Regions from separate parts of the Homo sapiens genome. Here region 1 is linked to region 2. A link is an interaction called in ENCODE POLR2A ChIA-PET data of the cell type or tissue named here. Cell type or tissue: MCF 10A. All regions are shown on one strand. Links, peaks and the distances in the headings refer to the core of each region. The heading gives the core; the rest is flanking DNA.

Region 1 (16,129 bases), core at 5,131-13,130, 50 kb after region 2:
TCTACTTTTTGTGTCTATGAGTTTGACTACCCTAAGGACCTCACGTAAGTGGAATCATACAATGTTTGTAGTTTTGTGACTAGCTTTTTCACTTAGCATAATGTCTTCAGGCTTCATTTATTGTGTAGTATATATCAGAATGTCCTTCCTTTATAAGGCTGCGTAATCCATTATGTGCCACATTTTGCCTATCCATTCATCTATTAATGAACATTTGGGTTGCTTCCTCTTTGGGGCTATTGTTAATAATGTGTCTATGAACATGGGTGTACAAACATTTGTTTGAGTCCTGGCTTTTAATTCTTTTGGGTATATATCTGAAAGTGGAATTGCTGGATTGTATGGCAATTCTGTTTTTAATTGTTGTTTGTTTTTAAATTTTATTTGTTTATTATTATTATACTTTAAGTTCGGGGTACATGTGCACATCATGCAGGTTTGTTACAGAGGTATACATGTGCCATGTTGGTTTGCTGCACCCATCAACTCGTCATTTACATTAAGTATTTCTCCTAATGCTATCCCCTCCCCCAGCCCCTCCACCCTCCGACAGGCCCTGGTGTGTGATGTTCACCTCCCTGTGTCCATGTGTTCTCATTGCTCAACTCCCACTTATGAGTGAGAACATGCAGCATTTGGTTTTCTCTTCTTGTGTTACTTTGCTGAGAATGATGGGTTTCCAGTTTCATCCATGTCCCTGCAAAGGACATGAACTCATCCTTTTTATGGCTGCATAGTATTCCATGGTGTATATGTGCCACATTTTCTTTATCCAGTCTATCATTGATGGGCATTTGGGTTGGTATCAAGACTTTGCTATTGTGAATAGTGCTGCAATACACATACGTGTGCATGTGCCTTTACAGTAGAATGATTTATAATCCTTTGGGTATATACCCAGTAATGGGATTGCTGGATCAAATGGTATTTCTAATTCTAGATCCTTGAGGAGTCACCACACTGTCTTCCACAATGGTTGAACTAATTTACGCTCCCACCAACAGTGTAAAAGCGTTTCTATTTCTCTACATCCTCTCCAGCATCTGTTGTTTCCTGACTTTTTAATGATCACCATTCTAACTGGTGTGAGATGGTATCTCATTGAGGTTTTGATTTGCATTTCTCTAATGACCAGTGATGATGAGTATTTTTTTATAAGTTTGTTGGCTGCATAAATGTCTTCTTTTGAGAAATGTCTGTCCATATCCTTGGCCCATTTTGATGGGGTTGTTTGTTTTTTTCTTGTAAATTTGTATAAATTATTTGTAGATTCTGGATATTAGCCCTTTGTCAGATGGATAGATTTCAAAAATTTTATCCCATTCTGTAGGTTGCCTGTTCACTCTGCTGATAGTTTCTTTTGCTGTGCAGAAGCTCTTTAGTTTAATTAGATCTCATTTGTCTATTTTGGCTTTTCTTGCCATTGCTTTTGGTGTTTTAGTCGTGAAGTCTTTGCCCAGGCCTATGTCTGAATGGTATTGCCTAGGTTTTCTTCTAGGGTTTTTATGGTTTTAAGTCTTACATTTAAATCTTTTATCCATCTTGAGTTAATTTTTGTATAAGGTGTAAGGAACGGATCCAGGTTCAACTTTCCCCATATGGCTAGCCAGTTTTCCCAGCACCATTTAAATAGGGAATCCTTCCTCCCTTGCTTGTTTTTGTCAGGTTTGTCAAAGATCAGATGGTTGTAGATGTGTGGTGTTATTTCTGAGGCCTCTGTTCCGTTCCATTTGTCTGTATACCTGTTTTGGTACCAGTACCATGCTGTTTTGGTTACTGTAGCCTTGTAGTATGGTTTGAAGTCAGGTAGCAGGATGCCTCCAGCTTTATTCTTTTGGGTTAGGATTGTCTTGGCTATGCAGGCTCTTTTATGGTTCCATATGCAATTTAAAGTAGTTTTTTCCAATTCTGTGAAGAAAGTCAGTGGTAGCTTGATGGGGATAGCATTGACTCTATAAATTACTTTGGGCTGTATGGCCATTTTCACGATATTGATCCTTCCTATCCATGAGCATGGAATGTTCTTTCATTTGTTTGTGTCCTCTTTTATTTCATTGAGCAGTTTGTAGTTCTCCTTGAAGAGGTCCTTCACACCCCTTGTTAGTTGGATTCCTAGGTATTTTATTCTCTTTGTAGCAATTGTGAATGGGAGTTCACTCACGAATTGGCTCTCTGTCTGTTATCGGTGTATAGGAATGCTTGTGATTTTTGCACACTGATTTTGTATCCTGAGACTTTGCTGAAGTTGCTTATCAGCTTAAGGAGATTTGGGGCTGAGATGATGGGGTTTTCTAAATATACAATTATGTCATCTGCAAATGGAGACAATTTGACTTCCTGTTTTCCTGACTGAATACCCTTTATTTCTTTCTTTTGCCTGATGGCCCTGGGCAGAACTTCCAATACTATGTTGAAAAGGAGTGGTGAGAGAGGGCATCCTTGTCTTGTGCCAGTTTTAAAAGGGAATGCTTCCAGTTTTTGCTCATTCAGTATGATATTGGCTGTAGGTTTGTCATAAATAGCTCTTATTATTTTGAGATATGTTTCATCAATACCTAGTTTATTGAGAATTTTTAGCATGAAGAGCTGCTAAATTTTGTCAAAGGCCTTTTTTGCAAATATCAAGATAATGTAGTTTTTGTTGTTGGTTCTGTTTATGTGATGGATTACATTTATTGATTTGCATATGTTGAACCAGCCTTGCATCCAAGGGATGAAGCCAACTTAATCATGGCGGATAAGCTTTTTGATGTGCCACTGGATTCGGTTTGCCAGTATTTTATTGAGAATTTTCACGTTGATGTTCGTCAGGGATATTGGTCTAAAATTCTATTTTTTTGTTGTGTCTGCTAGGTTTTGGTATCAGGATGATGCTGGCCTCATAAAATGAGTAAGGGAGGATTCCCTCTTTTTCTATTGATTGGAATAGTTTCAGAAGGAATGGTACCAGCTCCTCTTTATAACTCTGGTAGAATTCGGCTGTGAATCTGTCTGGTCCTGGACTTTTTTTGGTTGGTAGGCTATTAATTATTGCCTTAATTTCAGAGCCTGTTATTGGTCTATTTAGAGATTTGACTTCTTCCTGGTTTAGTCTTGGGAGGGTGTATGTTTCCAGGAATTTGTCCATTTCTTCTAGATTTTCTAGTTTATTTGTGTAGAGGTGTTCATAGTATTCTCTGATGGTAGTTTGTATTTCTGTGTAATGACAATACACAGAAATTGGTGGTGACATCCCCTTTATCATTTTTTATTCTGTCTATTTGATTCTTGTCTCTTTTCTTCTTTATTAGTCTGGCTAGCAGTCTATCTATTTATTGATCTTTTCAAAAAACCAGCTCCTGCATTCATTGATTTTTTTTGAAGGGTTTTTTGTGTCTCTATCTCTTTCAGTTCTGCTCTGATTTTAGTTATTTCTTGCCTTCTGCTAGCTTTTGAATTTGTTTGCTCTTGCTTCTCTAGTTCTTTTAATTGTGATGTTAGGGTGTCGATTTTAGATCTTTCCTGCTTTCTCTTGTGGACATTTAGTGCTATAAATTTCCTTCTACACACTGCTTTAAATGTGTCCCAGAGATTCTGGTATGTTGTGTCTTTTTTCTCATTGGTTTCAAAGAACATCTTTATTTCTGCCTTCATTTCGTTATTTACCCAGTAGTCATTCAGGAGCAGGTTGTTCAGTTTCCATGTAGCTGTGCAGTTTTGAGTGAGTTTCTTAATCCTGAGTTCTAATTTGATTGCACTGTGGTCTGAGAAACAGTTTATTGTGATTTCTGTTCTTTTACATTTGCTGAAGAGTGTTTTACTTCCAACTATGTGGTCAATTTTGGAATAAGTGTGATGTGGTGCTGAGAAGAATGTATATTCTATTGATTTGGAGTGGAGAGTTCTGTAGATGTCTATTAAGTCCACTTGGTCCAGAGCTGAGTTTAAGTCCTGGATATCCTTGTTAATTTTCTGTCTCATTGATCTGTCTAATATTGATAGTGGGGTGTTAAAGTCTCCCACTATTGCTGTGTGGGAGTCTAAGTCTCTTTGTAGGTCTCTAAATACTTGCTTTATGAATCTGGGTGCTCCTGTTTGGATGCATATATAGTTAGGATAGTTATCTCTTCTTGTCGATTGATCCCGTTACCATTATGTAATGGCCTTCTTTGTCTCTTTTGATCTTTATTGGTTTAAAATCTATTTTATCAGAGACTAGGATTGCAAACCCTGCTTTTTTTCGCTTTCCATTTGCTTGGTAGATCTTCCTCCATCCCTTTATTTTGAGCCTATATGTGTCTTTGCATGTGAGATGAGTCTCCTGAATACAGTGCACTGATGGATCTTGACTCTTTATCCAATTGCCAGTCTGTGTCTTTTAATTGGGGGCATTTAGCCCATTTACATTTGAGGTTAATATTGTTATGTGTGAATTTGATCCTGTCATTATGATGCTAGCTGGTTAGTTTGCCTGTTAGTTGATGCAGTTTCTTCATAGTGTTGATGGTCTTCACAATTTGGCATGTTTTTGCAGTGGCTGATGCCGGTTGTTCCTTTCCATGTTTAGTGCTTCCTTCAGGAGCTCTTGTAATTATGGCAGGCCTGGTGATGACAAAATCTCTCAGCCTTTGCTTGTCTGTAAAGAATTTTATTTCTTCTTCACTTATGAAGCTTAGTTTGGCTGGATATGAAATTCTGGGTGGAAAATTCTTTTCTTTAAGAATGTTGAATATTGGCCCCCACTCCCTTCTGGCTTGTAGGGTTTCTGCTGAGAGATCTGCTGTTAGTCTGATGGGCTTCCCTTTGTGGGTAATCCGACCTTTCTCTCTGGCTGCCTTTAACATTTTTTCCTTCATTTCAACCTTGGTGAGTCTGATGATTTTGTGTTTTGGGGTTGCTCTTCTCGAGGAATATCTCTGTGGTGTTCTCTGTATTTCCTGAATTTGAATGTTGGCCTGCCTTGCTATGTTGGGGAAGTTCTGGATAATATCCTGAAGAGTGATTTCCAACTTGGTTCCATTCTCCCCGTCACTTTCAGGTACACCAATCAAATGTAGATTTGGTCTTTTCACATAGTCCCATATTTCTTGGAGGGTTTTTTCATTTCTTTTCACTCTTTTTTCTCTAATCTTGTCTTCTTGCTTTATTTCATTAATTTGGTCTTCAATCACTGATATCCTTTCTTCTGCTTGATCACTTTGGCTATTGAAGCTTGTGTATGCTTCACTAAGTTCTTATGCTGCGTTTTTCAGCTCCATCAGGTCATTTATGTTTTTCTCTACACTGGTTATTCTAGTTAGCAATTCGTCCAACCTTTTTTCAAGGTTCTTAGCTTTCTTGCATTGGGTTAGAACATGCTCCTTTAGCTTGGAGGAGTTTGTTATTACCCACCTTCTGAAGCCTACTTCTGTCAATTTGTCAAACTCATTCTCTGTCCAGTTTTGTTCCCTTGCTGATGAGGAGTTGTGATCCTTTGTAGGAGAAGAAGCTGTCTGGTTTTTGGAATTTTTAGCCTTTCTGCGCTGGTTTCTCCCCATCTTTGTGGTTTTATCTACCTTTGGTCTTTGATGTTGGTGACCTATGGATGGGGTTTTGGTGTGGATGTCCTTTTTATTGATGTTGATGCTATTCCTTTCTGTTTGTTAATTTTCCTTCTAACAGTCAGACCCCTCAGCTGCAGGTCTTTTGGAGTTTCTTGGAGGTCCTCTCCAGACCTTGTTTGCCAGGTATCACCAGCGGAGGCTGCGGAACAGCAAATATTGCTGCCTGATCCTTCCTCTGGAAGCTTCGTCCTAGAGGTTCACCTGCCAGATGCCAGCCAGAGCTCTCCTGTATGAGGTATCTGTCAGCCCCTACTGGGAGGTATCTCCCAGTCAGGCTACATGGGGTCAGGGACCCAGTTGAGGAGGCAGTCTGTCTGTTATCAGAGCTCGAACACTCTGCTGGGAGAACTACTGCTCTCTTCAGAGCTGTCAGGCAGGGACGTTTAAGTCTGCTGAAGCTGTGCCCACAGCTGCGCCTTCCCCCAGGTTCTCTGTCCCAGGAAGATGGGGGCTTTATCTATAAGTCCCTGAGTGGGGCCGCTGCCTTTTGTTCAGAGATGCCCTGCCCACAGAGGTGGAATCTAGAGAGACAGTTGGCCTTGCTGAGCTGTGGTGGGCTCCACCCAGTTCGAACTTCCAAGTGGCTTTGTTTACACTGTGAGCATAATACCGCCTACTGAAGCCTCAGCAATGGCAGACACCCCTCCCTCTGCCAAGCTCCAGCATCCCAAGTCGATCTCAGACTGCTGCGCTAGCCACGAGAATTTCAAGCCAATGGATCTTAGTTTGCTAGGCTCTGTGGGCGTGGAACCTGCTGAGCCAGGCACCAGAGGGAATCTCCTGGTCTTCCGGTTGCGAAGACCATGGGAAAAGTGCAGTATCTGGGGAGGAGTGTACTGTTCCTTCTGGTACAGTCTCTCATGGCTTCCCTTGGCTGGGAAAGGGAAATCCCCTGACCCGTTGAGCTTCCTGGGTGAGGCAGCACCCCACTCTGCTTCGGCTCACCCTCTGTGGGCTGCACCCACTGTCCAATCAGTCCCAGTGAGATGAACCAGGTACCTCAGTTGGAAATGCAGAAATCACCCATCTTCTGCATCAGTCTCGCTGGGAGCTGCAGACCAGAGCTGTTCCTATTCAGCCATCTTGCTGGAATTCTTGTTTTTTTTTGTTTTTTTGTTTTTTGAGATGGAGTCTCACTCTGTCACCCAGGTTGGAGTGCAGGAGTGCAGTGGCATGATCTCGGCTCACTGCAACCTCCACCTCCCAGGTTTAAGAGATTCTCCTGCCTCAGCCTCCCGAGTAGCTGGGACTACAGATGTTGCCACCACGCCAGGCTAATTTTTTGTATTTTTAGTAGAGATGGGGTTTCACCATGTTAGCCAGGATGGTCTCAATCTCCTATTTACATACATTATAAGTATATAAAATAATTATTCAAAGTATTCCAAATAAAAGTAGTGCCTATTTGGGTGGCAGATGTGGATGATTTTTATTGTCTTTTTGCTCCATTTTCTCCTTTTTCTGCATCAATTATGTATAACATGTATAATTAAAAATGCTTGACACTCAGAATCAAGCTGTATCAATTCAGAGGTTGATGGCAACCCCCATTTGCTCTGTCTGCTCAGCCTTCACCTGGGTCTTCATCCTTCTTGCCTTGAGACTTATGCTCCCTGGCACACTCTGTACCCTGGGTCCCTCCGATCATGCTCTGGTGCTCGGGGCTGCATGTTCCTCTGCCCAGTGAAGCAGAACCAGAGAACCAGGGCTTGTTGGCAGTGGATTAGACTCTAGAAACATTGTAATCAGGCCCCAGCATATGTCTTTCTGCTTCTCTCATCCACCTTCCTCCCCCATCTTGGTTTTTAGCATAAAATAAATCTCCTTTTTGGGTTTGTTCACTCACCAAGGTTTTGGCTGGTCATCTTTGTTAATTACAACTAGCCTGGGAGAGTACTTTCTTCCTAGTCTGTAACACTGTATATTCTGTAATTTTCTGAATACTTTTAGGCCTTATAGTGAGTATTTATGTCAACATCAAAAGCAATAATGGTTCCGTATGTACCAACTTGGAAAAAGCGGAAAATCTATTCATGGAGCCAGTTACTACTTTTATGAAAATAAGGGTTGTCCAGGGTACAATAATATATATATTTTTTCTTTCACTTACTGTGTTTGATTATGGGCCAGATGAAGGGTGGGTTGGAAAGTATGTTTGTGTTTTAGGGTTAGAGAACTTGATGAACCAGGGAACAGGTAATAAGGAAAGGCATTAGTTAAGAGCCTCTTTCCAACTAGTTAATGGACTCTTTACATGAGATTGACTGTTTTAAGCAATGATCAGTGACCTTTTGGGGAGCTTTTTTTGTTTTGTTTTGACAGGCTGATTCTGGCTGCTTAGTTTCAGGACCAAGAATTTGAAGCAACGGAAAAGAGACTTTCAGAGCTGTTTGAACTTGAACTATTTTGTGTAGATATGGGAAAGAGTGGTAAAATCTGATGACTAATTTTGAGGCCTCATGGAGATGGGAGCTGAAGCTGAGAAAATTGTGTATTGGGGAGGCACAAGAGTAAAATTCCATTTCTTAATTATTTTGTAACTGAACAAGACATTGCTGTTTATTTCCTCTCAACATGTCTTCCTTGTGCTGATTTCTTGCAGACTTCTCAAATGAGAAGCATTTGATACCCTGGGGTTTTGGCTTGCTCTCGACTTCCTCCTTCACTTCCAGCCTCTGGTGATAGACTTGTCTTCCTCCACAGCCTCTGCTCAGACCTCCCACTCCTTCCTGTTGCTGTGGCCCCAGCTGGCTACAGTGGCCTCTGTGGCCCAAATTGTATGGGAACAATTGCGGACTCCACCACAAGCATCTTTCTTTCCAGTCTCTTCTCAGTCTTATTGTGGACTTGCCTTCTCCAGCGACTCTGAAAACACCCACCCTTCTTGACTCACCTGGCCCCATGGTCTTTTCAGGCTACTACTTCTGACTTACCTGTCCACATCTCTTCTTTATTTGGGCACATCTAGAAATTCATATGCTCCATGCCCTTACTGGACTTCGCCTTCTTTCTCTAACCCCACAGTGTGAAATCACTTCATATTTCATCTACTTCAATCATGCTGTACATCTGCATGGAAAAGGCAGAGAGCTATTAAGAGAGAGGTCTTGGGCAGGTTAATGGGATTTTATGGGGACCTTTTATAATTCTACGTGGGATTGGAACAGCAACTATGGATTAAAGGGCATTGCATTCATTGTTTGTGGGTTTTCCTATTAAAGTGAGTCACCACCTTTTTAATCTTTTTCAAATAAAACAAGGCCTATGTTTACATGAGGATGCTAATTAAGGACCCACCACTTTAGTAAGGCATATTTAATGTAAAAGAAAAATAACGTGAAAAAGAAAAGGTAGGAGTCAATTATGTGAGGAATAAGTGACTCTGATGTGTTTACAATTTACTAAGATTTGTTATGCAAAGAGAATATTGCCTTGTTCTCTCTCATCCTATTGTTTCTAGTGACTTGGGGCTGCTTTTGAGAACATTTACTGGAGAGATATGAACTAAGTGCTTGTCTGTTTTGACAAGGTACTTATTACCAAATAGGAACCCGCTGATCCTGATCATAGATTGCAGTTTTGATTGTAGATAGCGCACATGTTTCCTACAAGCTTTGCTGATCACCATTGCTCATCTTCTCAGCCTTTTATTAAGAGATAGGAGAAAGCAGACTGTTGGCTTCCTTGGACAGATGGAAGCCTAGTTGACATGAAGTTGGGGAATTCCTGATCCTCTGCCAAATTAACATTTATGAATCATGTTGGCTTCAATCTCTGACAACCAATATGATTTGGCAGCTGGAAACTGAAATGCACACTCCTTATGGAAGGGGTGTTGACTTTAGCAGTGTCCGACACATGTGCAGCCAAGATGACTGATGTTTATTTGCTTCTATAGTCCTCAAGGCTCAAGGCACATGACACAGTTTTGATAGCTGTCCAGTGCATGGCTCTGAAATGCTGCAAACTCCTGGGCAAGCTGCTGAGTTCTGCTCAGAAGCTTTACCATAAGTAGGTGAATGCATGCAAGATCTAGTTCTCAGTTGTATCAGGAGTTTCTGTGGGCATCACTTTTTTGTTTTTTTGTTTTTTGTTTTTTTGAGATGGAGTCTTGCACTGTTGCCCGGGCTGCAATGGCACGATCTTGGCTCACTGCAACCTCTGCCTCCTGGGTTCAAGCAATTCTTCTGCCTCAGCCTCCCAAGTAGCTGGGATTATAGGCTTCCACCACCATGCCTGGCTAATTTTTTTTATTTTTAGTAGAGACGGGGTTTCACCATGTTGGACAGGCTGGTCTCGAACTCCTGACCTCATGATCTGCCCACCTTGGCTTCACAAAGTGCTGGGATTATAGGTGTGAGCCACCGCACCCGGCCGGGCATCACTTTTGCCTGAATTCCAGCATGAAATGGTCATTGTGCTGTATACTACCCTACATCCTCCCTAACTGAGACAGTGACAGTTTTCAATCTGGGCTGTGTCAGCAGCCAAACTAGATAACTTAAAAGCAACACAGTAAGGATCAAATTGTCTTCAATTCATGAGACAATTCGTTTTCCAGTTTTGACAGGTATAGGTATTTATTGGGGAATTTTTAAAATATATGTTAGGCATGTTCTAGGTACTGGGAATCCAGCCATGAAATAACATAGGCAAGTGTCCCTCCTGCATGGAGCTTACACTTTAGTAGTGAAGACAAATAATAAACAAATGAGCAAATGAGACAACTTCAAATAGTGATAAATATGCTAGGAAGAAAATACAACAGCCTAATTTATTATTATTATTATTTTTGAGATGAAGTCTTGCTCTGTCGCCCGGGCTGGAGTGTACTGGTGTAATCTTGGCTCACTGCAACCTTCATCTCCTGGGTTCGAGTGATTCTCATGCCTCAGCCTCCTGAGTAGCTGGGACTACAGGCATGCACTGCCACACTCAGCTAATTTTTGTATTTTTAGTATAGATGGGGTTTTGCCATGTTGACCTTTCCCCACTTTATGTTTTTGTTTGCTTTGTCAAAGATCAGTTGGCTGTAAGTATTTGAGTTTATTTCTGGGTTCTCTATTCTGTTCTGTTGATCTATACTAGTACCTGCTTTTATACTAGTACCATGCTGTTTTGGTAACTATGGCCTTATGGTATAGTTTGAAATTGGATAATGTGATGCCTCCAGATTTGTTCTTTTTGCTTAGTCTTGCTTTGGCTATGTGGACTGTTTTTTGATTTCATATGAAGCTTAGAATTATTTTTCTAATTCTGTGAAGAATAATGGTGGTATTTTGATGGGCATTGCATTGAATTTGTAGATTGCTTTTGGCAGTATGGTCATTATCACAATATTGATTCTACCCATCCATGAGCATGGGATGTGTTTCCATTTCTTTGTGTCATCTATGATTTCTCTGAGCAGTGTTTTGTAGTTTTCCTTGTAGTGGTCTTTCACCTCCTTGGTTAGGTATATTCCTAAGGTTTTGTTTTTTTTGTTTTTTGTTTTTGCAGCTATTGTAAAAGGGGTTGAGTTCTTGATTTGATTATCAGCTTGGTAGCTGTTGGTGTACAGAAGAGCTACTGATTTGTGTACATTAGTTTTGTGTCTGGAAACTTTGCTGAGTTCTTTTATCAGTTCTAGGAGCTTTCTGAAGGAGTCTTTAGGGTTTTCGAGGTAAACAATCATATCATCAGCAAACAGTGACAGTTTGACTTCTTCTTCACTGATTTGGATGTGCTTTATTTCTTTTTCTTGTCTGATTTCTCTGGCTAGGACTTCCAGTACTATGTTGAAGAGGAGTGGTGAGAGTGGACATCCTTGTTCCAGTTCTCAGCAGGAATGCTTTCAACTTTTCCCCACTTAGTATAATGTTGGCTGTGGGTTTGTCATAGATGGATTTTATTACATTGAGGAATGTCCCTTGTATGCCGATTTTGCTGAGGATTTTAATCATAAAAGGATGCCGGATTTTGTCGAATGCTTTTTTTTCATCTATTGATATGACCATGTGATTTTTGTTTTTAATTCTGTTTATGCGGTGTATCACATTTATTGGCTTGCATATGTTAAACCATCCCTACATTCACACTCCTGCTATGAAAACCACTTGATCATGGTGGATTATCTTTTTGATATGTTGTTGGATTCAGTTAGCTAGTATTTTGTTAAGGCTTTTAGCATCTATATTCATCAGGGATATTAGCCTGTAGTTTTCTTTTTTTGTTATGTCCTTTCCTGGTTTTAGTATTAGGGTGATACTGGCTTCATAGAATGATTTAGGGAGGGTTCCCTATTTCTCTATCTTGTGGAATAGTGTCAACAGGATTGGTACCAATTCTTCTTTGAATGTATGGTAGAATCCTGCTGTGAATCCCTCTGGTCCTGGACTTTTTTTTGTTGGTATTTTTAAAATTACCATTTCAATCTTGCTGCTTGTTATTGGTGGGTTTCTAATTCTTCCTGCTTTGAGCTAGGAGGTTGTATCTTTCCAGGAATTTATCCATCTCCTCTAGGTTTTCTAGTTTATGCCCATAAAGGTATTCATAATAGCCTTGAATGATCTTTTGTATTTCTGTAGTGTCAGTTGTAATATTTCCCATTTTGTTTCTTATCGAGCTTATTTGGATTTTCTCTCTTCTTTTCTTGGTTAATCTTAGTAATGGTCTAACAATTTCATTTATCTTTTCAGAGAACCATCCTTTTGTTTTATTTATCTTTCGTATTTTTTTTGTTTCAATTTCATTTAGTTCTGCTCTGATCTTGGTTATTTCCTTTCTTCTGCTGGGTTTGGGTTTGGTTTGTTCTTGTTTCTCTAGTTCCTTGAGGTGTGACCTTAGATTGTCTGTTTGTGCTCTTTTAGACTTTTTGATGTAGGCATTTAGGGCTATGAACTTTCCTCTTAGCACTGACTTTGCTGTATCCCAGAGGTTTTGATAGGTTGTGTCACTATTGTCATTCAGTTCAAATAACTTTTTAATTTCTATCTTGATTTCATTTTGACCTGATGATCATTCAGGAGCAGATTATTTAATTTCCTTGTATTTGCAGGATCTGGGCTCACCGTAACCTCCACCTCCCAGGTTCAAGTGATTCTCCTGCCTCAGCCTCCCGAGTAGCTGGGATTACAGGCACACACCACCACACCCAGCTAATTTTGTATTTTTAGTAGAGACGAGCGTTCTCCATGTTGGTCAGGCTGGTCTTGAACTCCTGACCTCAGGTGATCCACCCATCTCGGCCTGCCAAAGGGCCAGGATTACAGGCAAGAGCCACCGTGCCCAGCTTGATTGATTTTAATAAATAAAAATATTTATTTCATTGATATCGCTTTTTTTGATTTCCTTAAATTGGGCTTTGTCTTTCTCTGGTGCCTCCCTGATTAGCTTAATAACTAACCTTCTGAATTATTTTCCAGGTAAATCGGGGATTTCTTCTTGGTTTGGATCCATTGCTGGCAAGCTAGTGTGATTTTTTGGGGGATGTTAAAGAGCCTTGTTTTGTCATATTACCAGAGTTGGTTTTCTGGTTCCTTCTCATTTGGGTAGGCTCTGTCAGAGGGAAGATCTAGGGCTGAAGGCTGTTCACATTCTTTTGCCCCATGGGGTGTTCCGTTGATGTAGTACTCTCCCCTTTTCCTATAGATGTGGCTTCCTGAGAGCCAAGCTGTAGTGATTGTTATCTCTCTTTTGGATCTAGCCACCCAGCAAGTCTGCCAGGCTCCGGGCTGGTACAGGGGGTTGTCTGCACAGAGGCCTATGATGTGGAGCGTCTGTGGGTCTCTCAGACATGGATACCACCACAGTATTTGGGGTGTCTCCCAGGTCCTGCAGGAGCAATCCACCTCCTTCAGAGGGTCTGTGGGTCCTCTCGGGTTTCCTGATTTATTCCTGCAGTCATTCTGGAACAAAAATTCATAATGCGAGTCTCCTCAAGCTGTTCTGTCTGCCCGAGTCGGAGCTGCAAAAACTCTCTGATCATGACTGCCCTTTCTATTTCTTAACATTTTAAAATATAATATTCCAGGTGTTTTGTAAATATTTTACATACTTGATAAAAATGAGGTCAACCATTTGTTGTTTTTCAACTTCATTTGTTCATATAATTTTTGGAACACATTCCCTTTGTATCTATATTTCAGCCAATTGTACATAAACAGGGAATCATTGTTAATGTAATTAATCTCAATCAATTGCACTAGAAATGTTTCCTTCTCTTCTCTTCTCTTTCAACACAGTCTCTTTTTGTTAACCAGGCTGGAGTGCAGTGGCATGATCGGGGCTCACCACAGCCTTGACCTTCTGGGCTCAAGCCATCTTCCCACCTCACCCCCACCCTCTACCACCCCTACCCTACCCACCTCCGAGTAGCTGGGACTACAGGCACGCACCACTACACTTGGCTAGATTTTTGTATTTTTAGTAGAGTTTGGGTTTCGCCATGTTGCCCAGGCTAGTCTTGAACTTGTGGGCTCTGCCTGCCTTGGCCTTCTAAAGTGTTGGGATTACAGGTATGAGCCACCGCGCCTGGCCCCTACTATCTTTATTTTTACTAGTTATAAAGATAAGAATTGTTTCTTGTTAAGTTTTCAAATAGTACAGACGTAGATAAAATAATTATACCTACTTCTAACTTTATCTCATGTAGTTTGTGTGCCCTTATGATTTAAGATATTGGAGGTATAATTACATAGTAACATACATACATAAAATATAGCTCTGAGACCTCAGTAGGAAATGTTGGTTTATATCTTATTAGAAAGAATCCTCTTTAATGAAGATCGACTTGGCCTTAATGAAATCATGTTGGGTTTTTTTTTCCTCTTTCTGATCTCTACCCCTATTAATTCTTTAATCAGTAACTGCACAGAGGATAGAAATAGCATGATGAGGATGTATGCTAGATTGGAAGTCAGGAGACTTGAGTTTAATTCTGTTCTGCCTCTCACCTGCTATGTAGGTTTAGGGAGATTTGAGTTCCAGAGGCCCTAATACAGTGCTGTTTCCCCCACACCATGTAGAATTCTTCCTCTGTGCTTTCCAGTTATCCTTTTGTACCACTGTGCTTTTATTTTTCATTTGAAAAGACCTGGTCTTTGAGTTCCCAGCAATTTGGTCCAAAAAATATATAATCACACTAGTTCAGTTTTAAAACATATACATTTTTGTTTGTATAAATAGTATACGTTAACCTCTGAATTTCTTTGTTTCTACCTGTATTTTTTGAGAATAAATAAAAACCAAAAGAAACTTGCTTTTTAAATCAATCTGATGTGTTTGTAGTGATATCTCATGTGTGTATATGTGTTTAATTAATAGACTTTATTTCTTAGAGCAGTTTTAAGTTTACAAACAGAAAGTACAGAGTTCCCGTATACTCTGTGTCTGCCCCCATATCCCACTCTCTGGTTTTTCCTGTCATTAACATCTTGACTTGGTGTTGTACACATATTACAACTGATGAACGAATAATGATACTTTATTATTAACTAAAGCCTATACTTTACATTCAGGTTCACACTTTTCTCATTGTGTTTTAAAACTGTATTTCTCTGATTAAAAATGAGCATCTTTTCATGTGTTCATTGGCCATTGGGTTTCCTTTTGTGTGGATTGCCTGTCAAAGTCCTTTTTCTATTGGAGTGTCTTTTTAATAGGAGTTCCTTTTACATTCTTGATAGGAGTCCTATGTTGGTTATACATGTTGCAGATATATTCTTCCACTCTCTGTCTTGCTTTTTTATTGTCTTAATAACGTCTTTTGAAATTATTAATTTTAAGGTAGTCAAATGTGAAAGTGTTCTTCTCCTTTATAATTGGAGTTCTTTGAACCCTGTTTTAGAATTCTTTCCATACCTCCAAATCATGAGGATGTTAGCTCCTTAAAGCTTAATTATTTTGCCTTTTCATATGCAGTTGTATAATACACCTGAAATCAACTTTTGTGAATGGTGCAAGATTGAGGGCTCTGAGTTTTTTCAGTAATTTCATTGGACGCTCAAATGTGGGAAATGTTTTTATAGCATTTCTTTCATCATCTATTTCCCCTTGTTTTCTTAGTTTCTGGGACTCCTATTAATTGAATATTAACTCTTCTGAACTAATTCACTAGTTTTCCTGTTCCTTCTAATAGTCTACATCTTTGTGTTCTTGTTTACTTTATGGGATAGTTCTTCTTCTGATCCTTCCATTAAATTTTCAATTTCCACAATTATATTTTAATTCCAAGCATTCTTTTTTAGTTTCCAAATGTTTCTTTCTTTATAGCCTCCTCTTCTTGTTTTATTTATGCATTATGTTTTCTTGACCTCTCTGAAGATATTTACTGTAGTTTTTTTCTTTGAATTTTTCTTTCATGTCCTTGTATGTTCTTTCATGCCCTGAATTGTCCATGTTTCCTCTGAATTTATTTCTTTCTCTTCCTAAAGCCCCCATCCCACTTCTTATGTTAATTGTTATAATAATTATTAGTTATGTTAATAATTTCCTAATTATATGGTAATTTCTTAACTATTTGATGATCTTTGGTTGTTCATTTATTTCAGAATGAGACATTAAGAAGC
Region 2 (16,129 bases), core at 2,960-10,959:
CTCAAGAGGCTTGCTGTCTGGTGGGCAAGGTAGAGAAGTAAAGCACCAGCTACAATGCAATGCAATAGACACTAGGATAGGGTTGTGCATAGGGTGACAAGGTGCTACGAGGGCATGCTTGTCTAATCAGGATGGGGGGCAGTTTTCCAGAGAAGGCCATAATTAAGCTTGACTTGAAGTATAAAAGGAGTCCGCTTAGGTAGACAGAGATGGCGTGGAAGGGTGAAGAACACAATCTATTTGGAGAACTGTAAAAGGTTCTATATGTAGGTATTACAGGAGTTATTAAGAAATTATTTTAGGCAGCTAGAGAGGGTAAAAGAGTCCTCAGTAAGTCTTTTTCGTTTAATAAAAAAGCGGTCCCCCAAATATTTATTATCTAACAGAAAGCAGCCTGAAAAACCAGACCTGCAAGTATTGATATGCAAATGCAGATGGTTAAGAGTCAGGTCCAGCCAATATGGCGGTTCCTGCTACTTTTTCTTTGTTGCCACGTGTACAGGTGTCATGGCGACCAGCCAGGTAGCCGCATTTGCATAATAAAAGGCTAGGGTGGGAGGGCCAGTTTTTTTGGGGGGGCTACCTGAATGACACACGTGGTTAAACCAATCCCCTGTGCCCTATGCTAATTAGACACCACCTCCTCCAGCCTCCCAATATAAACCACTGCTTTCCTCTGCACGCGGGTTTTCGGTTCAGAGCCCTCCTCCCTCTGTACGGGGAGCTATTCTCTCCTTTCTTGCCTATTAAACTTTCTACCCCTTAATCCACTCCACGTGTGTCCACGTCGCTAATTTTCACCACACGAGATAAAGGACACCGCAACTGAGCGGTGTAATAGGGAGTAACATTGCCTTGGGCAGCTGTAGGAGACGACCCCAAGAGATAGTTTCAGCAGACATCATTATCTGGGTTAGCTGTTGCCCTTGCTCTAATTCCACTTCTTTTTTTGAGTAGAATTTGAACTTCTGCCCTAGTTCATCTGTTCCAGTCGCATCAGCCTCCTTGTGTTTCCTCAAGTATACCAAGCACACTCCAAACTCAGGGTGCCTTCATTTTGCCCCTTTCTCCTTTTCCGTGCTTTCCCTCCAGATGACCACAGCCACACTCCCCTGCCTCCTTCAGGTTGCTGCGTGAATGCCACGACCCGGACCACACACTATTTTTTTTTTTTTTTTGAGACAGAGTCTCGCTCTGTCGCCCAGGCTGGAGTGCAGTGGCACAATCTCAGCTCACTGCAACCTCTGCCTCCAAAATTCAAGCGATTCTCCTGCCCAGCCTCCTGAGTAGCTGGGATTACAGGCGCCTGCCACCATGCCCAGCTAATTTTTGGATTTTTCGTAGAGATGAGGTTTCACCATGTTGGCCAGACTGGTTTCAAACTCCTGACCTCAAGTGATCCGCTTGCCTCAGCCTCCCAAAGTGCTGGGATTACAGGCATGAGCCACTGTGCCTGGCCGTGGACTACATTCTTTTTTTTTTTTTTTTTGAGGTGGAGTCACGCCCTGTCACCCAGGCTGGAGTGCAGTGGTATGATCTCAGCTCACTGCAACCTCCACCTCCCTAGTTCAAGCGAGTCTCCTGCCTCAGCCTCCCGAGTAGATGGGACTACAGGCATGTGCCACCACACCCAGCTAATTTTTGTATTTTTAGTAGAGATGGGGTTTCACCATGTTTTCCAGGCTGGTCTCGAACTCCTGGCCTCAGGTAATCTGCCTGCCTTGGCCTCCCGAAGCGCTGGGGTTACAGAGGTGAGCCACTGCGCCCGGCCCCGGACCACACTCTTAATCACACTGCCTTGTCCCTCTCCCAGTCCCTGCTGTGTTTCCCCATAGCACTTATCTCCAACTGACACATAGTGTATTTCACTCCTTATTTACTTGTTGTCTGTCTCTGCCATTGCATACTCTTGATGGGAACAGGGCCTAACATACAGTGGGCAACTCATATAGACTTATTTTTAAATGAGTATATCACGTCATTGCTGTTAATTTGAATTTATTATGAAACATTTTGTTGAATGATAGTTCTATTCATATTTAACTTCTATCTTTTTGTTGCTGTTGTAAGAGCTAAAAACATTCAGAGTTCATACCTAACCTTCTTATACATGCTTAAGCAGCAAGCATTATGATCAAAATAATTTAAGTTGACCGTAGGAGGTGATGATAGCGAAATCTAAAATAAATTCTTTATTTTTTATTCACACATTCCTCATATTTAAGAAACACTGCTATAGTATTGTAGGTTGTTATTTTTGGGAAAACCCACCTCAGCCTTTTTTTCTATTCTCTCACTCACAACATCATCACAGAAGACGTCTGTGACCAAATATGTGTGAGTTTCTTCCCACACACCAAGAAGCAATCATTTCTGCAGTGGACATCAGCTGGGTATCTTCCAATTCAGTTCTGACAGTATCCACCTGGAGATAACATCAGATCCCACAGATTGAGGGCTCAATCCCCAAGACCATCCCCTCCTCCCACCAGTTGAAAGTTCCAGCCTCCAGAACTTCTGACCAATCAGCTTCAAGTTGGGGTTTCTATGAAACCTCTCGTTGAGTTAAGTTAATTTGCTAGAGTGGCTCACAAAATGCAGGAAAAGACTTACTTACATTTGCAGGTTTAGTATAAAGGATATGAAGGATTCAGATGAAGAGATGCATAAGGCAAGGTATGGGAGAAGAGAGGCAGCCTTGATAAACCACCAGTCAGGAACTTCTATTTGTTCAGCTCCCTGGAAGCTCTCCAAACCCTGTCCTCTTGGGTCTTTATGGAGACCTCATTGGATAGGCATGACTGAAAATGGACAACCTGTTAAAATGCGATTGGACAAAGGGTATGATCTAATACTAACAGACTGAGTGGGGTAACCCAGCAGGGACTGTCTGTTCAGATTCTTCTTGGTCTCTCTGTGCACCATGCCTTCCTCCATGGTATGGGGCAGGAACCCTTCTGAAATGGAGGTGTTCTGACCTATGATCAGACAAGGTAGGTCAGAAACCAGCTCCAGAAACCAGGAAAAAGTTCCTGCCTTGGGGAGAGAAAGAAATAGGTGAAAGGAGGGCAGAAAAGGTAAGAGAGAAAAAAAGAAATTCTGTTTTCTGAGGCCTGCTTCTGAAGCCTAAAGCACCCTAACATTGTAACAAGGGCTATGGGAGTCATGAGCTAGGAACCGTGGATAACCTAGATAGACAAACAGACAGAGAGATAGAGAGATAGATTGATAGATAGAGATAGAGATATGTATAATAATATTGCAGTCGTTTTCTTCCCCCCTTTTTGTTTCAGTTAGTAAAGTGGTCAGGAGTGGTTGAGTCACACAGTTCCCTCACCTACTAGCTGTGTGATCTTCTGCAAATTATTTATCAATGGAGTACCCACCCATAGCTTTTGAGAGCATGAATTGAAAGCGAGGAAGCATAAAAAGTGCTTAGCACAGTGCCTGGGTAGAAAGCTGTCAATACATTGATCTATGTGATGCTGACCATCTTGGGAGGCCAGAGATAAAGCTGAATAATTTTCAAAGCACTAAATTTTTTCCTCCAAGTTACTGCAGCTTGAAATTCTGTGTTTGATAATTTAACTGATGGCTGTTTTATCTCCTGAGATTGCAGGAGCCCTGCCTGTTTTGCTCGTTGTTGCCTCACTAGCCCATACCAGAGTGCAGGGTGCGCTGTAAGCCGTGACCGCATCACAGATCATCAGCATGCAGAGGTAATGTAAGTTCCAATAGTAAACACAAGGGAGTAGTGTTCTCCCACCTGTCCTCACACTGGTTCAATTCAGAAACTTGATTTTTCTGGAAGTGCATTATTTAAATGTAGTCTTAGGAAAGCAGGCTCAGTCTTACTCTTTCTTCTTCCCTACTGCATGGAATATATATATATATATATATATGTATATATGTGTGTATATACGTATATATGTGTATATATACATATCTGTATATATATGTATATATGTGTATATATACATATCTGTATATATATGTATATATGTGTATATATACATATATACATATACATATACGTATATGTATATATACGTATATACATACATACGTATATATACACATATATACATATATATACGTATATACGTATATATACGTATATATACACATATATATATTATCCTTTCTGTAGAAATAAACATGAAACCCAAAAGCCTAACTGTGTTTGTACCCAGCACGTGTTAATAGAAAGTTTAAACAACAAAACATTTAAACCAATGCAATTTAAGCTCATTATCCCTGTCTATTGGGTAACATAAGACAAAATTATATTGTAGGTAACTGTGCCTGCGTGCCTGTAGTGCCTGCTACTCAACAGGTTGAGTAGCAGGAGGATTGCTTGAGCCCAAGAATTTGAGTTCAGCCTCAGCAATATAGCAAGATCCACTATCTTGAAAAAAAAAAGAAGATATTGTGTCCTCTTAAATACTAATTTGCTTTGTTAATCACGATGGGCCCTTTCCAAAGGTAATTGCTAATCCTGAAGACTTCATTCTACAAATATTTACTGGATGCTTTCTAGGTGCTAGGGGCTTATCTGGGTGCTAGAAATTTAAGTGAGGAAGACAGACAAGGGTTAGGTATGGACAACCAGTGTTTCTACTGGGGGATATTCTGCCAGGACAGGGGTAGGAAAATACCTGCTTGCGGAGCCTCAACACCCTTGGAATATTATCTTAGAAATGTTTAGCTTTATGAAGATGAAAGGGGACTTAGACATTATCTAGTGGAAATTCAGATGGCTAGAGGGCTAGAGGGGCCAGATAGCTAACATAAATAAGTAAAGTAGGCCAGCTGGGGCCTGCTGTTGAGCAAAGAGCAGGTATCCAATGTAAAGGTTGCTCCCATCTCATCAGCTCAGGCTACAGTTTTCTTCTTTCTCTCTCTCTAACAACCAAAAGTAAGACCGTTTCCCCACAACACACACATACATATGTCATCTAAAAGTCAACAAACAGAAAGAGCAGCTCTGGGAAAGGTGGATTCAGAGGTGGCAAAGCAAACACTTTGTCCTCCATCTCCCCACAACCTCAAATATTTTAAAAAACAAACCTGTTCAACCCAAATTGTGATAAATATTAAACAACACAAGATAATAACATGATCAACAACTAAAGTGATGATGTAGATGAGGTCTCCTGTCCTGTTTCCTCAAAAGGTTTTCTCGGCCATTAAAAGAGCTTCCCTCTCTAGATCTGGTTCCTTTAAATCTCCTGGTAGATTTCACCAGAAGCAGGGTCTTCAGGTGCTATCAGAAGGGAATTGAGGTGGGTTAGTTATGCCTTCCTGGCTTCTCATTTGTGAATGTGAGAAGAATGTGCAACTGAGGCAGGCACTCTCTGAGGCCAGATTTTTCTAGGGAAGTCAGGTGTTGATTTTTCAAGAGAAGCCAGAAATCTGGAGTTTTTTGAGAACTTTCCCATTTTCTTTCTTTCTTTCCTTCCTTCCTTCCTTCCTTCCTTCCTTCCTTCCTTCCTTCCTTCTTTCTTTCTTTCTTTCTTTCTTTCTTTCTTTCTTTCTTTCTTTCTTTCTTTCTTTCTTTCTTTCTTCCTTTCTCTCTTTCTTTCTCTCTTTCTTTCTTTCTTTTTGAGATGGAGTCTCGCTCTGTTGCCCAGGCTGGAGTGCAGTGGCATGATCTTGACTCACTGCAACTTCTGCCTCCCGGGTTCAAGCTATTCTCTGCCTCAGCCTCCCAAGTAGCTGCGATTACAGGCACCTGCCACCACGCCTGGCTAATTGTTTTGTATTTTTAGTAGAGACAGGGTTTCACTGTGTTGGCCAGGCTGGTCTTGAACTCCTGACCTCCTGGTCCACCCAAAGTGCTGAGATTACAGGCGTGAGCCACCGCACCTGGCCAATTTGTGATAATTTTCAAAGTGCTGTGAGGGCCAATCCAAGCTGATCTGAGAATTAAATTTGTCCCATTGTTGAGCAGTTCACTCCCTAACCTAATGCAATCGCCTAATTTTACAGATAAGGTAATGACTCAGAGCAGCTAACAACTTGTCCAATATTGTCACAAAGTCTGCATTCTTTTCATTGAGTCATCAAGTAGCTACAAAATGTGGAGAAAATGCCTGCGAACTATTAAGACAACTACTGTCAACTTTAAACAATTTAGTATTGAAATGAGTCATGCTAGTTGGCAATATTTGTGCTGAGATGATTTAATAGCCTGTGATTTATATGAACAAAGAGTGTAGTACCTAATGTGCAAAATGTTGATTGTCAGAGAGGGGCTAATGAGAAGACAAAAAATGTACCACTCTGACTGTAATGGATTACAAGATGGTGCTATCAAAGGTGAATAAGTAACTATAAACACAACAGTCTACTGGAAAACAGCTGCAGGGTAACACCACAAGAAATTCTGAGCAAGTCAGACATTCTGTTATTTCCCAAATCTAATAAAAGATATGCATACGGATTTTACTATTAAATTAAGAAAAAATGATTCAATATCACAGAAAACATAATAGGCATGCGGGTGTGGTGAAGGAGTAGAGACGGGGTTTCACCCTATTGGCCAGGCTGGTCTCAAACTCCTGACCTTGTGATCCACCCACCTCAGCCTCCCAAAGTGGACAGAGGGACGGAGGTACATTCAAGAGAATTCAGCTGGGGCTTCAAATTCTGAGTCCAATGCATTTCAATGGTCATTTTTTGGAACTTGGGAATAAAAACATTTTGGTAGCATTTAAGAAAGTACCATTTCTTTGATTGTTCATTACACGTGGCTAATTCCGGTGTAAAACTGACACTCCGAGAGGAAAGCCAAGTGCGGATGTCACCATCTGGTTTTGCTAAGTCTTAGTTCGCATCTCACTTACTCTCTCCAGATTCTGTTAGGGCAGGGCCGATTATCCATTTTGTTCATTATCATACTCCCAACTTACTTCCTGGCACTCAGAAGGCTCTCAATAACTGTTTAGTTGAGTTGAATTGGCTTAGCTGGAATTGAAGAGCCAGAAGCAATTGGAAGGGACCTTAGAGCTAATTCTCATCATCCACAATCACTCACACCCCTCCTAGTACCATACGTTTCCCCCTCTCACACGTCCACCTCAATTCATGGAGAAATGCAATGTGCTGTTGTGCCATAGTCAGCAAGCAGCCAAATCTAATTCAGTGCTACCACCCTAGATTCTCTCCAGATGATGCCTAACTCCAAAATAGATTGTCATAATGTTCTTGGCCAGAAGCCTATAATTTTTAAATGAGATTACATGGGATTTATTTAAGCTTTAATATAACTATAATAAGTATTAATAACACATGCTTTATAATCTGTTTTCTGTTTCTTGTGATATCTTTGTACTTACAAATCAACATTAATACATCTCTCTTTGGCCAGGCGTGAGTGGCTCACGCCTGTAATCCCAGGACTTTGGGAGGCCAAGGTGGGAAGATCAAAAGGTCAGGAGTTCAAGACCAGCCCGGCCAATATGGTGAAACCCTGTCTCTACTAAAAATACAAAAATTAGCCAGGTGTAGTGGCACGCACCTGTAGTCCTAGCTACTCAGGAGGCTGAGGCAGGAGAATCACTTGAACCTGGGAAGTGGAGGTTGCAGTGAGCTGAGATCACACCACTGCGCTCCAGCCTGGACGACAGGGCGAGACTCTGTCTCAAAAAATTAAAAATAAATAAATAAATAGATCTCTCTTCAAAAGGGCAAAACAACCTTTTAGCTTTTGTATTAGTTTGTTTTCATGCTGCTGATAAAGACATACCTGAGACTGAGAAGAAAAAGAAGTTTAATTGGACTTACAGTTCCACATGGCTGAGGATGCCTCAGAATCATGGCAGAAGGCAAAAGGCACTTCTTACATGGTGGTGGCCAGAGAAAATGAAGAAGATGCAAAAGCAGAAACCCCTGATAAAACCATCAGATCTCTTAAGACTTATTCACTACTATGAGAACATTATGGGGGAAAACACCCCCATGATTCAAATGATCTTCCACTGGGTCCTCCCACAACACATGGGAATTATGGGAGTACAATTCAAGATGAGATTTGGGTGGGGACACAGAGCCAAACTATATCAGCTTTATGGAAGTTTCCCAACAACAATGTGCTCCATCAGCACTGGGTTGGAAGAACAATGAACTTGGGACTTTTTATTTATTTATTTATTTAGAGACAGGGTCTCACTCTATTGCCCAGGCTGGAGTGCAGTAGTGTGATCTCAGCTCACTGCAACCTCCCCCTCCCAAGTTCAAGCAATTCTCATGCCTCAGCCTCCCAAGTAGCTGGGACTACAAACATGCACCATCCTACCTAGCTAATTTTTAGTATTTTTAGTAAAGATAGGGTTTCACCATGTTGGCCAGGCTGGTCTCGAACTCCTGACCTCAAGTGATCTGCCTTCCTTGGCCTCCCAAATTGTTAGGATTACAAGCGTGAGCCACCACGCCAGGCTGAACTTGGGGATTTTTGATCACCGGTCACCAGTATAACTCTGGAACAGAGTTTAATTCCAGAATACACACCCTCACTCCATCCAAAATGGACCTTTCTAACTTGATTACATCATGGACTTCCACACCTTGAAAACTTTGGATCCTTTTATTCATTCCTCCAATAATTGAATTCCTAATATATGCCAGGTAACTTACAAGGTGCTGGAGATACAATGGTAAACATGATGGACATCTTCTTGGTTTCACTAAGCTTTTAGTTTAGTGACACACAAAATCAATGCAAACAGCAACAACAACAACAAAATGCAATTAACATTAGACCCCTGGGGGAGGTGACATTTAAGCTGAGAACTTTGCGAAAATAGTGAAGAGCTTTCTAGGCAGGAGGAAAGGCAAGCACAAAGCCTTCTGCATCCCTGGCTTGGTGCCCAGAGAAAAGCCAACATAGCTAAGTATAGCGAGATATGGGAGTGTGGCACGAGATGATGTAGAGAAAGGCGGGGGTGGGGCCATGACACATTATGGGCCATGGTCAGAGGAGTTTAGATTTTGTTTTAGTGCTTTGGGAACTACTGAAAAGTTTTAAGCTGCAAAGCAATATGGTCTAATTTTGATGTTGTTGTTGTTGTTTGTTTGTTTTGAGACGGAGTCTTGCTGTATAGCCCAGGCTGGAGTGCAGTGGCGCGATCTCAGCTCACTGCAACCTCCGCCTCCCGGATTCAAGTGATTCTCCTGTCTCAGCCTCCCAAGTAGCTGGGATTACAGGCACCTGCCACCACACCCGTCTAATTTTTGTATTTTTAGTAGAGACGGGGTTTCACCATGTTGGCCAGGCTGGTCACGAACACCTGACCTCTTGATCCTCCTGCCTCGGCCCCGCAAAGTGCTGAGATTACAGGTGTGAGCCACCGTGCTAATTTAAGTTTTAAGAAAAACATTCTTGATGTTTTATGGAGAATAGATGGGAAGAGGCTAAGAGCAGAGGGAAGGAGATCAGTTAGGAGACTTGCACTAGTGGGAGAGAGGAGATGGCAAGATGGATCAGGATGTTGTCACAGTGCAGATGGAAAAAAAGGGGTGGATATTGATGAGACAATTGACAGGACTTGTTGATGGATTGATATGGGAGGTAAGTGATGACTCCTAGATTTTTGGCTTGACGAATGGAATGAATGAAAGTCCAATATAATAAAACCATAAAGTAGAGTTCTCTGCTTAAAGAGGGAGAAAGGAAAGAGGGAAGGCTGGGTCTGAGGCACTTTACTCCCTTCCAGCTACCCTGGGTCTTCCTAGACTTCTTAGGTCATGGCTCTCAAATTTTAGGATGCTGAGCCACTTGCAAAGCTTGTTACAATGCTGGCTGCTGAATATAATGTTCCTGGAGCAGAGCATGTGGGGCAGATGTAGACCAGAATGGCTAATAAAGGTGTGTCTGGTGACTAAAGAATTATAGACACACTGCTTTCAGCTAACCTTAGAATTAGGTGGAAACGCCCTAAAGCAATTGGCAAGCAGTTAGCTGACAGAGTATGGCTTCTTTTTATAAACTTAAAAAAAAACCCAAAACACTAAGGTGACTTTTTCTTTTCACTTTATGCTTCTCCATTCTTCACACACTACTGAAAAAAACAAAAACAAAAACTGATGCCTATTATTTATATTGCTAGAAACTCTAAGTAGTTCTCCCTGTTGTTAGGATGAATTGTAATTTCTTAATAATCTTACTACAGCATCATCTATAACCACAAAAGCTAATTAATATGAATGTGTAAATGTGTCTCTGCTGAAGGAAGCAGCACAATAGTGCACTGTATATATAATTGGTATAGCACTTGAGGTGTACACTTACTGCAAAGAAACTGAAACTGGATTTAGCCATTGTTCCTTTATCTGGATGCCTTATGTGTATTGGTTTTATCCTGATCAAATATTCCTTCAATTTGCACTTTCTGAATTTATCAAAATGAATAAAGGTGAAGCAGAAACTTGCTAATTAATTCATAAAGAAGATCAACACAGAGAGTCAGAAAGGGTAAATCAGCCCCAAACAAAGCTGGCTATGCCTGTTTTTCAAATAAGTTTAATCAGTCTTCTCTGGTGTTTCTGTTGTTAGCAGGTGACAGTCCAGCAGAACCATCCATCTCATTCAATGATTTGCAAAAGCTGCCTGATCCTGCTGCGAGCAGGTCCTGCTCATTATCACTCATTCCTCTCTTGAAAGACAGCATTTCCCCTCTGCTGGTGTACATCCCTCTCCACTCTCTAAATTGCATATCACACTTGTGCAATTCCTGTGGCACTTGCTACATCCTGCTTAGCAATCAGTTAGTGCGTCTTTTTTTTGAGACAGAGTCTCGCTCTGTCACCCAGGTTGGAGTGCAGGGGTGCGATCTCAGCTCATTGCAACCTCTGCCTCCCGGATTCAAGCGATTCTCCTGCCTCAGCTTCCCTAGTAGCTGGGATTACAGATGGCTGGCACTGCACCCGGCTAATTTTTGTATTTTTAGTAGAGATGGGGTTTCACCATGTTGGCCAGGCTGGTCTCGAACTCCTGACCTCCAGTGATCCACCCGCCTCAGCCTCCCAAAGTCTGGGATTACAGGCATGAGCCACTCTGCCCAGTCGCGACTGCGTTTTTTTTTTATTTCTCCTACTAGACATTGCAGGCATTCCCCAAGGTCTGGTCCTCGGCCTGCTGCTCTGGCTTCATCCAACCTCTTTTGCACAGAACATTTTCAAAGCATACCTCTAACCTTGACTCTTCCCCTTGGCTCCTGACCTGAATTTTCAACAGTTTGCTGGGTACTTCACTTCCAGCTCAAGATCCATGTGTTCAATATTGAACAGTTCACATGCTGCTACCTTTTCTTTCTCTGTTAATGATCACCATCCTCCTGGCTGGAGACACACAGACTTCTCATGTCTCTTTCACTTCATATCTAATCAGTCACTTTGTCCTATTGATTTTCTCCATTCTCATCAATGGAGAATACACTGACAAATACACCTTGCACTTTTCCACTGCAAGTATTAGTACCTGCATTAGTACCTGCAGTTTGATTTAACAAGACTGCCTTCCTTCCTGCTTTTTGAAATTCTCCAAGAAGGTGTTCCAGCCCTACCTATAATGTCACGCTCCACCTTGCCAGCTTCTCTCTCAAGCAGTCCACTTTTTTTTTTTTTTTTTTTTTTGCCCAGGCTGGAGTGCAGTGGCTTGATCTAGGCTCACTGCAACCTCTGCCTCCTGGGTTAAAGTGATTCTCCTGCCTCAGCCTCCTGAGCACCTGGGATTACAGGCACATGCCACCATGCCTGGCTAATTTTTGTATTTTTTGTAGAGATGGGGTTTTGCCAGGCTGGTCTTGAACTTCTGACCTCAGGTGATCTGCCCACCTCAGCCTCCCAAAGTGCTGGGATTACAGGCATGAGCCACTGTGCCTGGCCTCCACCTCTTCTCTGAATTCTTCTAGCAAGTGTTGACTTCCTTTATCAAAATAATCATGTACCCTTTTCTTTTGAAACAAAATGATCACATACCTTTTCTTATTATAAGGTTGTAGTAAAGGTGTTTTTGAAATATTTGTCATTTGCATGGCTACTTATAGTTCCAACTAGATTGTAAATTCTGTGAAGGCAGGAACCATGTCTTAAAACACCAATGTACTATGCACAGGGCCTATACAGACTAGATACTCAGGAATTCTGGTTGATTTATTTGTACTGGATTTAGCTAGTATAGAGATGATAGAGAGCCATGCACTGTAGTTCAGTTTGCAATTTAGTCATTCATTAAATTGGCTCATTAAACACAAATAATTTCTTTTCTAATATATTGCTAATAAAATGTTTTTTTCCTCAAGTAATTGAAAAGATTGTAATAGTATGATAAAAACTATACAAAAGACTTCTGATAATGTGTTTGCAAAAACTTTTTTCCCTTATACTCTTATAAGGCATATTCAAGGTCTGTAGGCAGCATGAATTTTTTTAAATTCATTCTTCTAAAAAAAATGGGGATACATGTGCAGAACGTACAGGTTTGTTACATAGATACATGTGTGCCATGGTGGTTTGCTGCACCTATTGACCAGTCCTCTAAGTTCCCTCCCTTCACCTCCCAACCCCCCAACAGGCTCTGGTGTGTGTTGTTCCCCTCCCTGTGTCCATGTGTTCTCACTGTTCAACTTCCACTTATGAGGGAGAATATGCGGTGTTTGGTTTGCTGTTCTTGTGTTAGTTTGTTGGGGATGATGGTTTCCAGCTTTATCCATGTCCCTGCAAAAAACATTATCTCATTCCTTTTTATGGCTGCATAGTATTCCATGGTGTATATGTACCACATTTTCTTTATCCAGTCTATCATTGATGGGCATTTGGGTTGATTTCATGTCTTTGCTATTGTAAATAGTGCTGCAATAAACATATGTGTGCATGTGTCTTTATAGTATAATGATTAATATTCCTTTGGGTATATACCCAGTAATGGGATTGCTGGGTCAAATGATATTTCTGGTTCTAGATCCTTGAGGAATCGCGATACTATCTTCCACAGTGGTTGAACTAATTTACATTCCCACCAACAGTGTAAAAGTGTTCCTATTTCTCCACAGCCTCGCCAGCATCTATTGTTTCCTGACTTTTTAATAATCGCCATTCTGACTGGCATGAAATGGTATCTCATTGTGGTTTTGATTTGCATTTCTCTGATGATCAGTGATGTTGAGCTTTTTTCATATGTTTATTGGCCACATAAATGTCTTCTTTTGAGAATTGTCTGTCCATATCCTTTGCTCACTTTTTGATGGTGTTGTTTTTTTTCTTGTAAACTTAATTTCCTTGTAGATGCTGGATATTAGGCCTTTGTCAGATGGGTAGATTGCAAAAATTTTCTCCCATTCTGTAGGTTGCCTGTTCCCTCTGATGATATTTCTTTTGCTGTGCAGAAGCTCTTTAGTTTAATTAGATCCCATTTGTCTATTTTGGCTTTTGTTACTATTGCTTTTGGCATTTTTGTCATGAAGTCTTTGCCCATGCCTGTGTCCTGAATGGTACTGCCTAGGTTTTCTTCTAGGGTTTTTATGGTTTTGGGTTTTACAGTTAAGTCTTTAATCCATCTTGAGTTAATTTTTGTATAAGATGTAAGGAACGGGTCCAGTTTCAGTTTTCTGCGTATGGCTAGCCAGTTTTCCCAGCACCATTTACTACCGAATAGGAGATTGTTTCCCCATTGCTTCTTTTTGTCCAGTTTGTTGTAGATGTGTGGTGTTATTTCTGAGGTCTCTGTTCTGCTCCATTGGTCTATATGTCTGTTTTGGTACCAGTACCATGCTGTTTTGGTTACTGTAGCCTTGTAGTATAGTTTGAAGTCAGGTAGTATGACTTTGCTCTTTTTGCTTATGATTGTCTTGGCTATGTGAGGTTTTCTTTGATTCCATATGAAATTCAAAATAGTTTTACCTAATTCTGTGAAGAATGTCAATGGTAGTTTGATGGGAATAGCATTGAATCTATAAATTACTTTGGGCAGTATGGCCATTTTCACAATATTGATTCTTCCTATCCATGAGGATGGAATGTTTTTCCATTTGTTTGGGTCCTCTCTTATTTTCCTGAGCAGTGGTTTGTAGTTCTCCTTGAAGAGGTCTTTCACATTAGCTATATTCCTAGGTATTTTATTCTCTTTGTAGCAATTGTGAATGGGAGTTCATTCATGATTTGACTCTCTGCTTGTCTACTGTTGGTGTAAAGAAATGCTTGTGATTTTTGCACACTGATTTTGTATCCTGAGACTTTGCTGAAGTTGCTTATCAGTTTAAGGAGTTTGTTGTGTGAATTTATATTAGTTATTTCTTGATTAAATAATGCTGCATGACAATCATCATACCTCAGTGGCTATGATGATAAACATTTTTGTTTGTGCATGAGTGTGTAAGTTACCTGGGTGGTTCTGCTGATCTCAGCTGGTCTCAGTAGGCTCACTTGTGCACCTGCAGCCTGCTGAGGGGATAGCTTTGCTGGTCTTGGCTGGGCTCAACTGGGGTGACTCAGGTTGGCCCCAAATGTCCTCTCATCCAGCAGGCCATTTGAGGCTTGTTCTCATAGCAGTGCAGGATTTGAGAGAGAGCCAGATGGAGGTATAACCCCTTAAGGTCTAGACTCAGAATTGGCCCACTATCATTTCTCTTCCCTATTGGCTAAAGCAATCATAAGATGATGCCTGACTTAAGGAGTATGGAGATAGGCCTGGTTCTTTGTGGAATGAGCTACAAAGTCATATTGCAAAGGATATGAAAACAGGGGTGGTAGAGAAAACCCCAGCTATTTTTACAATCAATCTACCCCAGAGTTAGACAGACCTGGTTTCATAAACAGACACTGTTTACTACTTGCCTGATATTGGGCAATTCACTTAACCACTCTGAGCCATTTTTTCTCAATTGGAAACAGGTATTATGAGAACGGAATGAAATAATACATACACAGGGCCTGGTATATCATAGGAACTAAAAAATTTCAATAAATTTCCTCACAACCTTCTCTCCAAAGAATTGCTCTTAATATTATGAAAATTAAATAATTGTATTTAAATTTAATTTGGAGAAACAGAATATTAAAACTGAATACATACTTCAGAAAATAATGAGATAAAAGTTTGAACAGTCATTTGAAAAGATTTTGAATAAATTAACTGGAAAACCAAGTTCAACATTATTAAAACCAGTAGATCGAACTGATCCAATGGGATCCAAAAAGGGTAGGTCATAAAGTCTGTGGGTCAGACCATGGGGAATGTATCACCTCCTTTTCTTCATACTCCACATCTGGTTGGGAGACAGCACCAGTAACTCTTCTCTTTTGTCTATTCTCCACTTAAACATATACTTCTACTCCAAATATATTCTCAGAAGAAGCCTTAGACGGTCAGAGAACCACCAACCTGCACAGCAGCACTCAGCTAGAGAAACTTGATTTCAGGGATAAAGTATTGGGTTAGGTGTGGGGCCATAATGGTTCTGCTCATGGCTGCTCCTTTGTTCATAGTAGATGCTTCAGAAATACCAACTGAATGAGTCTCCCAGAGGAAGAGCAACAGAGGTAAACAACAAAGGTGTTATACGGTGAACATTTACTCATTCTACAAAGCTCAAGTTTCTACTCTGTGGACATAGTGGGAATGGTAAATGAGACAGAGTTACTGCCGTCAAATAGCTTACACTCTAGGCATTCAAGGGAGGAGCATTTGTATTTTCTGCTGACACATATTGGGCACTTACTAGGCTTCAGCTATTGTGCTAAGCACTTTATCCATTTATCCATTTTTTTTTTGACAAGGTCTTGCTGTGTTGCCCAGGCTGGAGTGCAGTGACACAATCATCATTCATTGCAGCCTTGACCTTCTGGGCTCAAGTGATCCTCCCACCTCAGCCTCCCAAGTAGCTGGGTCCACAGGCATGTGCCACCATGCCTAGCTAAGTTTTTAACTTTTTTTTTTGGTAGAGACAGGTTTTCACCATATTGCCTAGGCTGATCTCAAACTCTTGGGCTGAAGCAATCCTCCTGTCTTGGCCTGCCAAAGTGCTGGGTTTACAGGTATGAGCCACTGCACCCAGCCAGCTAAGCACTTTTATAAGTACAAATCTCAATTAGCCTCCACAACACCTATGAAGTGTTATTATTATGTTCATTT

The links. Peaks named below come from ENCODE experiments on the same cell type or tissue, not always from the same donor. Only the 100,000 strongest peaks of a DNase experiment are listed, where the experiment ranks them.
Region 1: POLR2A ChIA-PET joins it to region 2 with 11 read pairs; 4 of 35 experiments call an interaction of 5 or more read pairs at or near these places.

Annotation. Positions count from the first base shown.
Region 1 is chr10:89,495,998-89,512,126 of GRCh38, reverse strand. All of the region lies in intron 2 of SLC16A12 (solute carrier family 16 member 12), which reads left to right. Among named protein-coding and RNA genes, the nearest start is that of SLC16A12, 32 kb to the left of the region's middle. In MCF 10A, for the core only: no CTCF peak of the experiment used is centred there; a DNase peak (open chromatin) is centred at 9,386.
Region 2 is chr10:89,543,472-89,559,600 of GRCh38, reverse strand. It overlaps a transcript of SLC16A12 not described here. Among named protein-coding and RNA genes, the nearest start is that of SLC16A12, 16 kb to the right of the region's middle. RefSeq lists an enhancer at 208-732. In MCF 10A, for the core only: CTCF peaks have their summits at 3,533 and 3,732; a DNase peak (open chromatin) is centred at 6,070.